Regions from separate parts of the Homo sapiens genome. Here region 1 is linked to region 2. The links are chromatin loops, found by intact Hi-C in ENCODE. Cell type or tissue: OCI-LY7. All regions are shown on one strand.

Evidence for each region. Hi-C counts contacts between places; a loop is a spot of excess contacts. Peaks named below come from ENCODE experiments on the same cell type or tissue, not always from the same donor. Only the 100,000 strongest peaks of a DNase experiment are listed, where the experiment ranks them.
Region 1: a loop joins it to region 2, with 2.8 times the contacts of the local background. A loop is called at or near these places in 1 of 110 quality-filtered maps.

What each region holds. Positions count from the first base shown.
Region 1 is chr10:366,728-369,227 of GRCh38, reverse strand. All of the region lies in intron 18 of DIP2C (disco interacting protein 2 homolog C), which reads left to right. Among named protein-coding and RNA genes, the nearest start is that of ZMYND11, 230 kb to the right of the region's middle. RefSeq lists an enhancer at 1-74. In OCI-LY7, no CTCF peak of the experiment used is centred here; DNase peaks (open chromatin) are centred at 945 and 1,367; H3K4me3 peaks cover 208 bases; H3K27ac peaks cover 1,934 bases.
Region 2 is chr10:525,532-528,031 of GRCh38, reverse strand. The region is part of intron 1 of DIP2C (disco interacting protein 2 homolog C); the gene reads left to right. Among named protein-coding and RNA genes, the nearest start is that of DIP2C-AS2, 100 kb to the left of the region's middle. In OCI-LY7, CTCF peaks have their summits at 863 and 1,063; DNase peaks (open chromatin) are centred at 1,061, 1,591 and 1,800; H3K4me3 peaks cover 1,130 bases; H3K27ac peaks cover 1,961 bases.

The DNA of each region.
Region 1 (2,500 bases), 160 kb after region 2:
GTGCAGGGTCCACACTGGTGCCTGGGCAGCTTCCCTTCCCTCCCCCAGAGGACGTGCCCATCTGTCACCCTAAGGCACTAGCCAGAGTGGGAACAGCCAAGCTCGGCTTCCGCCAAGGCAGACACATGTGAAAATCAAGGAATGTGAGTTTGTGTGACCATGAAACCTGTTTTCAGCAGTAGAGACCTTTTTCCAAGTCTCAGAAGCCTTTTCCACAGATGCATGAGGAAGCGCCCAGCTGCAGGGCCCGCCGTGCCTCCCCACCAGCCCCACGAGGAGCGCCCAGGCACCTCCCAGGAGCCGCTTTACCATTCTTAGGGTGCACACGCTTGGCGCTCAACTCATGGGGTCACAGGCAGCATCAGCCCCTGGCTGTTTGGCCCCAGAAAGGGAACCCGTCTCTTTTCTCAGCTGGGAATCCTGGAGCCTGTGTCTCCTGCTGAGCCCTCCAGGCATGGGGTGTGGGCTCAAGCCCAGCAGGGTAGCCATGCCTGTGCGAGCAGTGCTGCCGCCTTCAGCAGCAGGTGCAGGGCGCCAGGTCAGGTGGGCCTCAGCAGGGACCCTCGCCCCATGGAGTCTCACAGAGGCAGACCCCTCATGCCCCTTCATGGTGAGCTGCGCTAGGGCCAGGCACTCCAGAAGCTGTCTCGCCTTTCTGTTCGGCCTGTTTGGCATAAAAGAAATGAAGGCAGCCCGTGGCTTCCCTCCTCCTCACTACTCCCTGATTCCCTGCGGACGCCCTCCAGCATCCCCGCAGCTCTGCCTCTGCCTGCAGCCCTCTAGCCCCTGTGTCCAGCCCACTCCCTGCCTCCCAGCTGTGGCCAGGCCCCCCTGGCTCCATTTCTTTAATATTTAATTTTCAAATAAATGGAACTGCATGGTGAAATCTTCAAAAGGTTCTGAAGGACACAATGAAAATGCTCCTTTGTGACTGTGAGAACAACCGCGGGCTTCCCAGGCCCCTGTCAGAGGCACCTGGGGCTGTGCAGCAGTGAGAGCAACCGCGGGCTTCCCGGGCCCCCGTCGGAGGCACCTGGGGCTGTGCAGCAGTGAGAGCAACCGCGGGCTTCCCGGGCCCCCGTCGGAGGCACCTGGGGCTGTGCAGCAGTGAGAGCAACCGCGGGCTTCCCGGGCCCCCGTCGGAGGCACCTGGGGCTGTGCAGCAGTGAGAGCAACCGCGGGCTTCCCGGGCCCCCGTCGGAGGCACCTGGGGCTGTGCAGCAGTGAGAGCAACCGCGGGCTTCCCGGGCCCCCGTCGGAGGCACCTGGGGCTGTGCGGCAGTGAGAGCAACCGCGGGCTTCCCGGGCCCCCGTCGGAGGCACCTGGGGCTGTGGAACAGAAGCCTGCACCCCCACCCCGTGTGTGTCCTCTGCCCTGGGTTCCGGGGTTTTCTCACGTCATGATGGAGTACTGCGTACATACGCATGTTTTATCCTGAGGGTCCTTTGTCAGCGCGTAACGAGCTCCGCGGTGTTCTCAAGGCAGCACAGTGCTACCTTGTGGGGGCACTAAGTTTATTTGAGCCCCCCCGTTTGGTGAATTTCCCTCTTTTGCTGCTGCAGTGAGTGACCCCCTCGTGTCTAATGGAAACAGTTCTAGAAGTGGGAGTTGTGTTTCAAAGAGAACTGCCGATGTGATTTTTGTGATTGTCTTTTCGAAGGTTGTGAAGCTGTACCCTGCCGAGCGGTAAGCAGCAGCACTTCTTTCTCCACTCCTTACCCACCGTGTTACCTGACTTTTGTTTTTACCAATCTGATGGGTGAAGAATCTTTCAGTGTAAATTTAATGTGAACTTTTTTTTTTTTTTTTTCTGAGACGGAGTCTCGCTGTCGCCCAGGCTGGAGTGCAGTGGCGCGATCTCGGTTCACCGCAGGCTCTGCCTCCCGGGTTCACGCCATTCTCCTGCCTCCGCCTCCCGAGGAGCTGGGACTACAGGCGCCCGCCACTGCGCCCGGCTACTTTTTTGTATTTTTAGTAGAGACGGGGTTTCACCATGTTAGCCAGGATGGTCTCGATCTCCTGACCTTGTGATCCGCCCGCCTCGGCCTCCCAAAGTACTGGGATTACAGGCGTGAGCCACCGCGTCCGGCCTTAATGTGAATCTTTCTTCCTGTGAGTTTAACTTATGTTTCCACTGTTCTGTACTCCAGCCCAGCGGGTGCCGGCTGTTTTAGGCTCTTTCTAAACAGCTCAGCTGTCACTAATGCACACTCCACCCTTCTGAAGCCTGAGGCTCTTGGCTCCCTAATCAGATTTGTGGATTGCAGTTGGGGGGTATGTAGGATGTTGTTGGGCAAAGCATGAAAGTGTTGGTGGCACAGACCAGTGAGAACTTATCAGCATTGAACCGTGTGCAAAGCGCTCCAGTGGTGTTCTCGGAAGGGCTCACCTTGCACGGAGTGTGAAATCGAAGATTCAGATTTCCATAAGACATTAGAGGCTTGATTTGCAGAGGTCAAGTTGCACCACGTTGCTGATGTCTGGTGTGGCAGGTGGTCC
Region 2 (2,500 bases):
TCCTTGCTGTGGTTGGGGCTGGGTGATTGCCATGCTGGCGGGGGAGGCTTAGGGTGAGAGTGGCCATCATTTACCTAATCTACATAATTACGTGGAGCTGGGAGTAAAGTGTAGCCGTGGCCTGGAGGATGGACGATGGATGTTGGTGAACAACTGGCTGCACTCACCGCAGCTGGCCCAGGGACGGGAAGGATGGCTGATTATGCCATTCAGCGGTACCTGGTTCTTTCACATTTGACTTTCTTATGGATTTTCTGTTGTACAGAGGAGAGAGCCTGTGGTTCTAGGCCAACCATCTCACTCATCTCATAACATCTTGTATCCCTTAGCCAACATTTATGTCAAGTTTTAGAAGTCCTACAAACTGGCAAGCATTTCTCAATCTGGTGTAACCACTGGATTTTATATCTGTGTCTGCATCTGTATTTACATCTCTGGTTATTTGACACTCTGTAGTACATTTGTAATCGGTTCCATTTGGTGGAAGTTACTTTCAACAAACTCTTGCTGCTACTTGAATTTTCAAGGTTGCAAGTAGAAATGAGGGAATAAACACCACATCTTTTTGCTCTAATTTTAAAATTTGTTGTTCCCCAAATCACACCATAAGTACAAATATTAAAAATTACAAAAGCAGCGGCTGAAGTCAAGGTTAAGGCATTTCTGGGTGATTTTAGCTAATCAGCAATATTTGCTGAGGTGTGTGGAGCAGAACAACATGCCAAGAAGCCCAGAAGCGGGGAGGGTCGGGAGGCCAGGCCATGACTTCAGAGGTGCTGTTTTGTGAGGGAGAGGAGCTAGATGCAGAGATGATAAACAGCTGCAGATGCACCCACTGCCGCACTTCGCACGGTACGGGGCCTTTGTGAGCTGAGTTATGAACCGGGTGAAGGCTGTGCAGGCGTCGGAGAATCCAGGCCAGATGCGATGGGTGGAGGCTGGGTAGAGGTGAGGAGCCAGACAGCCTCACTGAATGTGTGGTGGCTCACTGCAGACAGCTGTCCCCCAGGACGGCTGCCCTTACCCTGTCCGCCTCCACCTACTGAGGCCTATAGGTGTCGCAAGTGTGTGGTTTCTAAACAGACTTGGATGAGTTGCTTGCTGCCTGATGCACCTGGACAGGCGGAGGGCTGGTTATCCATGATGGCACCAGGGACTCTGCCGGGGACTGGCAGGACAGAGCCTCAGAGCACGGCACCAGTTCCCTGGGAGAAGATGGTGCTGGCGGGACGGAGGAAAGAAGAGGCACACAGTGCTGAGGCATGAATGCCAGTTTGCTCTTAGACATGACACAAATGCCTTCCGGAAGTTTCCACATAGGCGCAGTTAAAGCCACCAGTGTGGACGAGTCCTTAGATCAGGAGACCCAGAACATATGTGTATTTGAGATCCTTCACGTGCTGCCATCTCTTCAAAGAGGACCACAAGGTCGTCTCTAGTAATGTAAAACTAACATAAAAGAATTTTTTATTAAATGCCACGGATTTTTTTTTTTTTTTTTGGTGGGGTAGGGCTGGTGTGTGACAGAAAAACAGCGGATACGGTGACACAGCTGGTGGGTGTTGGTTCTGGGCCCCAGCTGTGCAGCTGTATGAATAGAAATTAGTCTCTACAGTGGTATGAACCTAAACACCTGGATTACATGTTTTCATGTATTTAACATAAATAAATGCACACATTTATATGCTAAACACACATTTTTCTAAATTTTATGTAATAAAATTCACACCTTCAAGTATTTAGCATAGAAACAGCTGTGCAGCATCTCCCTGCCCACAGCCACTTGGACGTTCAGAGTGGAAACCACGCGGCTGTGGGCTTTGTGAGTGGTGAGCCGTGCACAGGTGTGCTGCATTTGCTGTGTCTGCTGATGTGAGCCCCGGTCGGTCCTGTTTCAGGTGGACGCTTTCCTTTGTAATTCCCTTCTCTCATTCTAAGTTCAGTAAACTTGGGACCGATGGTGAGTGTAGGCACAGAGGAGCGCAGCATCGGCAATTAAGGAAAATCCACGCCAGGCGTTGCAGAAGGAGGTGGTGTGCGGGGGTTCCACTGCCTGTGTGAGCCATGACTGGTGAGGGCCTCTGGGCAGCAGCTCACCTGGGCTACTTGGAAATGCAGATTCCTGGGCACAGACCTGCTGGGACAAAACCTGAGAGGCCCTGGGTTGACTACCCTCCAGGGATTCCATCCAGGCTTGGCCATCATGTCTCTTGGCAGGTCACTCAGGCCCGGCTGTCTCATTGAGATGCCTGGCCATCGCAGGGTTAGCTGAGTCACCTGCACAGCTGGTGTGGGTGTGCTGATGGGTGTACGGGGCTGGCCTGTCTTCCTTTCTCCACCTACGAAGCATTCAAAGGCCTGTTATCCTACCCTGTTCTCTCCCTGTCCTCAGTGGGCAAGCAGGAGGTTCATTTTCACTTGCAGATGAGGAAAATTCTGAAGTCTTGTAAAGCAGCCAAGATCATATTCAGAATCTTCTTTGTTCCAATCAGCTCGAATT